Regions from separate parts of the Homo sapiens genome. Here all the other regions are linked to region 2. A link is an interaction called in ENCODE POLR2A ChIA-PET data of the cell type or tissue named here. Cell type or tissue: Caco-2. All regions are shown on one strand.

Region 1 (2,500 bases), 210 kb before region 2:
TGAATAGGTGAATGCATACAGAAAATATGGTATATACATACAATGGAGTATTTTCTTGAACTCCTGACTGCAGATGATCTGCCCGCCTCGGCCTCCCAAAGTGCTGGGATTACAGGCCTGAGCCACCATGTCCGGCCAATATTAAAGATTAATATTGCTAATATATAAAGAGTTCCTAAATTAATTAAAAAGATAACCCAAAAGGAAATAATAAGCAAGAGATATGAGGGAGCCAGTTTCTGAAGATGATATACACATGGATAATAAACATAAGATAGAGGCCAAGCGCAGTGGCCCACGCCTGTAATCCTAGCACTTTGGGAGGCTCAGGTGGGTGGATCACTTGAGCTCAGGAGTTCAAGACCAGCCTGGCTAACATGGTGAAAACTCCAAACCCCGTCTCTTCCAAAAATACAAAAAATTAGCCAGGCCTGGTGGCGCATGCCTGTGGTCCCAGCTACTCAGGAGGCTGAGGTGGGAGGATCACTTGAGCCTGGAAAATGAAGGTTGTAGTGAGCCAAGATTGAACCACTGCACTCCAGCCTGGGCAACAGAGTGAGACTCCATCTTGAAAAAAAAAAAAAAGAAAGAAAAATACACAAGTGCACAAAAACCTAAACAGGCTGGGCATGGTGGCTCACGCTTGTAATCCCAGCACTTTGGGAGGCCGAGGCAGGCAGACTGCTTGAGTGCAGGAGTTCAAGACCAGCCTGGAAAACATAGCGAAACCATGTCTCTACAAAAAATACAAAAATTAGCTGGGCGTGGTGGCTCACACGTGTGGTCCCACCTATTCAGGAGGATGAGATGGGAGGTTCGCTTGAGCCTAGGAGGTCGAGACTGCAGTGAGCCATGATGACATCACTGCACTCCAGCTTGGGCAACAGAGACCCCATCTCAAAAAAAAAAAAAAAAAAAAGACACGAACAAGTTTATGGAGACACAGGTTTATCTTACTTGTAATAGAAAAAAAAAAAGACGACTTCCTAAATGTCCATCATTAAGAAAATAAAGTTTTATTTATCAATTTAATGAGCTACTGCTCCAAAGAATACAGTACCTATAAGTGTGCCTGCACAGGGTGACTTCCATTATAAATTAAGCTTTAATCCCAGCTACTCGGGAGGCTGAGGCTGGGGAATCGGAGGTTGCAGTGAGCCACGATTGCGCCATTGCACTCCAGCCTGGGCGACTGAATGAGACGCCGTCTCAAAAAAAAAAAAAAGGAGGTTTATAATAATATGTCTTGTGTGACTACTTATGTAAAAACAAAAAACATAGATAAGTTTTATTCTCATGTTAATTATTTTTAACGTCAGGCTCTTACTGTGTTGCCCAGGCTGGAGTGCAGTGGCTATTCACCGGAACAGTCATAGCTAAAAACAGCCTTGAACTCCTGGGTTCAAACGATCCTCCCACCTCAGCCTCCCGAGTAGCTGGGACCACAGGCACACACCACCATGCCTGGTTTTCTCACATTTATAAATGCACAGTATAGGGTCCAAAAGGATAAAACAGCACTTTTTTTTTTTTTTAAACTATGGTAAGCTCTGCAGAGAAGGGCAGAATTGGGAGGGCGGAAAGAAGGCTTCTCGCTCTAAATATATTTGGAATATTTATGTATTACATTTGAATTTTTAAAACCTACTTTTCCATTTTTGAAATTACGACCCTCAACCTTCTCATTTCTATTCTAAGTAGAAATAATTCTGCTAACCTTCTGTGATCACACTAGTTCTTTTCAATCACCATGTATGAGTCTGGGGTTGAAAATCACTGAAGCGCTCCCACAGAGTGAACCCATTATTTCCAGGATTAATCATACCTCCTGCTCTCAGGAGGGTTAAACCAGAGTGAACAGTGAGTGCTTTCCATATTTCTCAAGAGTGGAACTGTGATAATTCCATAGTAAACACGGGGAGGCTGGGACTCAAGACTGGGGTCATTGTCGTCACCGGTGCACTCAACACAGCACAGGTTTTACTAAGACGAGCAATAACCTTTAGATGACTCAACTCAAAGGGAGCCACGCATGGGCCTCAAATGCCTCTTGGAACTAGTTAAAAAGCTGCATATTGGATAATGTAGTTAGAAGACTAAAACTATTTTTCATGTAATTTACATGGGGGAATAACCGCATACAAGAACTTGTAGTTAAAGTAAAGAGTAGGAGGAAATGAAGAACGATAACAGGGAAAGGGGAGTGTTTCCATCACGGAAGCATTCGTTAGAGGGATGATATTTTAAAAACTTGTTCTTTTTTCCCATCTTAAGTTGTGCTCCCCAGCATTTTTTCCTCTAAGGTCAAGTACTATGCTTGGTAGTATTCCAAAAGCACTCTCTATAATTCCAACAACATTTTCTCCTCAGAATTCAATTCCCAGCATCACCAAAAACTCCTTTGTATTTTGGAATTTCCAAAATTATAAGCATAAAGAGTCAAAAATAAATAAAAAATGGTCAAATACAGATGAACTTTCCTACATCCAATGGCATTTCT
Region 2 (2,500 bases):
CAGGCAGACCGTTTCTCTCCTTCACAGTGAGGCAAGGCAAAGGGTGCAGGCATTCCGATCTGAGCGGAGTCTGGATCTCACCCCAGCCTGCTGCTCCCTTCCAGGGTCAGTTGGAGCTGCTCGCCTCTCGTGCCAAGCTTCCTCCCACGGGGCCTTCTGAAGCTTTCTGCAGCTTCAGCATCAACAGCACTTTTGTCTGCTCCACTTCGGGGAGAGAGCTGGAGAGTGTTTTTTGTGTGCCTGATGGATCCAGCCCAAGTTTGATGGCCCCGTGTACTTGCTCAGTTTCCCTAGATGGCCCCGCTCCAAGAACAGCTCAGAAGCCAAGGAAACCAAAATCCCTGCGTCTGCAGCCAAAACGGACAGGCTATTTCCTGATACTCTGCGTGCGCACGTGTGTGTGTGTGTGTGTGTGTGTGTGAGTGTGTGTGTGTGTGAAGTGAGGCTCAACCTGCAATTTTATTTGTGATAGTGTGAAACAGTTCAGTACATAGCACTGCCCTGGTTTCCCCCTTGCTTTCATGCAAATAGATGATCTGTCCCTCCCTAGCTGACTTAGTTGTAAAGAATAAGTGACTGTGAATGAAAATTTTTGCAAATGAATTCGACCATTAGCTGGACCAGAGCTTTGTTGATGATGAAAATAATAGTGTCTTTTTTTTTTGTTTGAGACAAAGTTTCATTCTGTCACTCAAGCTGGAGTGCAATGGTGTGATCTTGGCTCACTGCAACCTCCACCTCCCAGGTTCAAGCGATTCTCCCGTCTCAGCCTCCTGAGTAGCTGGGATTATAGGCACCCACTACCATGCCCAGCTCATTTTTGTGTTTTTAATAGACACGGGGTTTTGTCACGTTGGCCAGGCTGGTCTGGAACTCCTAACCTCAAGTGATCCACCTGCCTCGGCCTCCGAAAGTGCTGGGATTACAGGCCGGCTCCCATCTTTTTTTTTTTTTTTTTTTTTAAGATAAGGTCTCGCCTTGGAGTGCAGTGGCATGATCTTGGCTCACTGCAGCCTCTACCACCCAGGCTCTACCCAGGATCCTCCCACCTCTGTGCACACACCACCACCCCCAGCTAATTCTTTTGTACATTTTTTTTGTAGAGATAAGGCTTCACTATGTTGCCCATCTGGTTTCGAACTCCTGGGCTCAAGCGATCTTCCCACTGCAGCCTCCCAAAGTGCTGGGATTACAGGCGTGAGCCACTGTGCCCTGCCCGAAAATACTTAGTGTCTTAGTAGATGTAAAAGCCTCTCTCATTTGAGCTATATCAGAGGTAATCTGTTACCTGTAATGATTCAAGTACCCACATTTGCAAATGACTAATTTTTTTATTGTGATAAAACATACATAACAGAAAATGTACTATTTCAACCACTTGTACAGTGTACAGTCTGGTGTACCAGGTGTACAGGCTGTAGCACAAAATACATTCACATTGCCGTGCGACCATCATCTCCATCCAGCCCCAGAACATTTTTTATCATCCCCAACAGAAACTCTGTACCCATCATGCAATTCCCCATTCCTCCCACCTTTCAGCTCCTGTCAACTGCCATTCTACTGTCTGGCAAATCATTTTTTTTTTTTTGAGACGGAGTCTCACTCTGTTGCCAAGGCTGGAGTGCAGTGGCATGGTCTCAGCTCACTGCAACTTCCGCCTGCCAGGTTCAAGCAATTCTCCTGCCTCAGCCTCCCAAGTAGCTGGGATTACAGGCGCATGTCACCATGCCTGGCTAATTTTTTGTGTTTTTAGTAGAGATGATATTTTTGGGTTTTTTTGTTTGTTTTTTGTCTTTTTTGAGATAGAGTCTTGCTCTGTCACCCAGGATAGAGTGCAGTGGCGTGATCTTGGCTCACTGCAGCCTCTGCCTCCCAGGTTCCAGTGATTCTCCTGCCTCAGCCTCCTGGGTAGCTGGGATTACAGGCACACGCCACCATGCCCAACTAATTTGTGTGTGTGTGTGTCTGTGTGTGTGTGTGTTTGTGTGTATGTGTGTATTTTTAGTAGAGACAGTGTTTCGCCATGTTGGCCAGGCTGGTCTCGAACTCCTGACCTCAGGAGATCCGCCCACCTCGGCCTCCCAAAGTGCTGGGATTACAGGCGTGAGCCACCACGCCCGGCCTGTATTTTTGTATTTTTAGCTCCCCTAGTGCAAGGACACTCATGGGAGGAAATGCCTTTCTTGGCTAGCTGCATGCTTATCTGTGATGCCTGGAACTGCTCAGCCATCTTTTGACCACAGCGAGGGATGCTGCTGACATGCTGAGTGTGGCCAAATGGACAGTTGGAAAGCTGGAAAGTACCTCGGTCTTCAGTGGCATGGTTGAGCCCCTGCGTTTAACCCGGAACCCATGCCTCTGCCTTTGAACCTCTGATTATGTGAAGTCATACATATCCTTACTGGTTAAGCCAGCGGCTGTCAAACTTCCGGTCTCAGGACCTCTTTAAGCACTTAAAAATTATTGAAGACCCCAAGAAGCTTTTGTTTATGAGTGC
Region 3 (2,500 bases), 140 kb after region 2:
ACACATACAGGTTATATGGTGTAAATGGCCTGTTGGCTCCTAGGTTACAAACCTGTACAAAGCATGCTACTGTACTGAATACTGTAGATAATTGTAAAACAATGGTAAGTATTTGTATATCTAAACATGGAAAAAGTATGGTTAAAATACAGTACTATGATCTTATGGGACCATCATCATATGTACTGTCTATTGTTGACTAAATCATCATTATGTGGTACATGATTGTATGTGACTCATTTAAATAAAAAAAAATTAACCAAGGAAATATACAGGCTAGCAAATTTCCTCATAAAGTCTCATCTTGTATTGAACTGTCATCATTTCTTCCTGTTTTGGCTTCGTACCTTACCAAAATCATTCCATTTAACAATATTATGCCAGGACCCTACTCTTGTTATTTATGGAGAAATTCTTGGTATCACAAGTATTAGATGATTGGAGTAAAATTAATCATGGACATAAGGCAATATTATTAGAATCGACTGATTTTTTTTTTCTTATGGGTGAAATTAATTTTGATGTAGATTTTCCCCCTTTTTTCTTTTTGTCTTTTACTGCAGTTATACCTCTGAGCTTTTCTATGAGGGCAAACTGATGGCCAGTGGGAAGCAGCCAGCACACAAAGATTTCTACCCACTAACTTTCTTTACAGCACGAGGAGAAGATGTACAAGAAAAAAATAGCACAGCTTTTTATAATAATGCAGAGGTACCTTAATTCTTTTTGTAAATTGTTAACATTTTCTCAGTCACATCGTCTAGTTTTGTTAAGCATTTATTTAAAGTTTTGGGTTGACATTGTATTGCATATTGACTTCATTTACATGTAAATAGTATGTAAAGTTTATTCTTTCTTGTATAACATTGATTTGTTCAGATGAATCTCCTATGGGAAGCAAAAACTTTGATTTACATTTTGTCTTATGGTAAGACAAAATACATGATTTCATTCAAAAGAAAAACCAAGATTGTTCTCAATTAGATCATTATTGTTAGGTATCTAAAATAGACTCTGAGTAAGTTTTATAGTGCATATGCAAATGAGGTGTATCATTTTAAATGAATAAGACTTGAATTGCAGAATTCTATGCTCCAAAGAGATCACAGGGACCCAGACAGCGATGTTGCAATTCCATGATGTGCTCCAACTTATATAATTCTCTTGCAATTTCTGACTTTTTAGGTTCAGAGAGCATGTGAGTAGTTTGAAGGGTCAGGTCAGGCAGCAGACCAAAAAAATGGCAACGTCTTCAGGGGCTAACAAACCAGAAACCCTGGAGTTAAGGTTCTGTCCGTCAGGAGGGAGTTGAGTTCTGGACTTCAGGAAGCCCGAGGATGGCATATCATTAGGGGCGGCATGGCTCTTGATCTCCAGTCTACACTGCCCTTGAATTCCATGCTTTACCCATATTATTTACAAAGAAATGGCTTTTATTATGTAGTAGGAATTCATTTTTCCGTTAAGACATTGCTCATGGGCCTGTAGTTAGAAGTCAGTACAAAAAAATCATCAGTACTCACTTGATAAAATCCTAGCCAAAAGCAAAGAAACTTGACATTTTGGTTAGTCTGTGCCATTTAATTTTAGGAAAAGGTAAACTTTTCTTTAAATATTTGAAATATTGAAAATAACTTTAGGGGTCTCCTTTATCGTTTTTGCACTCAAGTTGGAAACCACTGGCCTAGAAATTAGCCATGGTATGGGTGGGAGGGATGACAGGAAGTGGCAACCAGGGCCTGTCCAGAAGCCTTGGTGGCCCTGCGGTGACATCAGGGATCAGAGCTGAGCCCTGATCCTTGATCCTGAGGCGGGATTGATGTTTGCCAGAGACTCAGTTTCTCAGCCTGGGTTACTTGTTCATTCACGGTGACCTGGTGTGTTTCCCAGGAAACCTATAAGCTATAGGATAAATAAGGTGCCGGTTCATGGACTGTCAGTTTTACTCAAAGGTTTTTTTTTTTTTTTTAATATTTGTTCGTATTAAAAGATCACAAAGACAGCTCACTTTAAAGGTCGTGTGACCTTTAAATATTAAACATGTAACTTTAGAGACATTTCAAACCACCTTGACTTTCACCAGAGCATGGTTGTTGAGACAGTGTCTTCAGCCCCATAAGTTACTGTAGTCAAAAATTTTGAGACACATTGCTCCAGGACTCTTCCTGCAAGGGGCAAGGACTGACCCTGTTCACCTCAGCTAAATACCAGTGTAGGCGTTTTGAATTTTTGAATACCAGTATAGGCATATTTGGATACTAATATAGGTTTATTTGGACAGTAAGATGATTTTAGAAGCTCTGGGCTTTTCTTGATGGTATGTAATTTAAAGGTGAAACTCAAATCTATTTTGTGTTATAGAACAAGCAGACCAAGTGGCATCAGTTACATTCGTAGGGGAAAATGATATCTTTTATAAAGATTCTGACTAATACTTAGGAGGGCATTTGAAAAGAGTTTACATTCCACTATTAGGAAAATAAGATAGTCTTACATAGAG

What was found. Peaks named below come from ENCODE experiments on the same cell type or tissue, not always from the same donor. Only the 100,000 strongest peaks of a DNase experiment are listed, where the experiment ranks them.
Region 1: POLR2A ChIA-PET joins it to region 2 with 6 read pairs; 2 of 35 experiments call an interaction of 5 or more read pairs at or near these places.
Region 3: POLR2A ChIA-PET joins it to region 2 with 9 read pairs; 5 of 35 experiments call an interaction of 5 or more read pairs at or near these places.

The regions. Positions count from the first base shown.
Region 1 is chr17:67,495,949-67,498,448 of GRCh38, reverse strand. The region is part of intron 1 of PITPNC1 (phosphatidylinositol transfer protein cytoplasmic 1); the gene reads right to left. Among named protein-coding and RNA genes, the nearest start is that of MIR548D2, 26 kb to the right of the region's middle. In Caco-2, no CTCF peak of the experiment used is centred here; no DNase peak of the experiment used is centred here.
Region 2 is chr17:67,287,405-67,289,904 of GRCh38, reverse strand. No RefSeq gene overlaps it. Among named protein-coding and RNA genes, the nearest start is that of HELZ, 43 kb to the right of the region's middle. In Caco-2, no CTCF peak of the experiment used is centred here; a DNase peak (open chromatin) is centred at 1,082.
Region 3 is chr17:67,143,954-67,146,453 of GRCh38, reverse strand. It overlaps HELZ (helicase with zinc finger), which reads left to right. Exons shown (of 33, transcript NM_014877.4): 21 at 564-711. Among named protein-coding and RNA genes, the nearest start is that of HELZ-AS1, 100 kb to the left of the region's middle. In Caco-2, no CTCF peak of the experiment used is centred here; no DNase peak of the experiment used is centred here.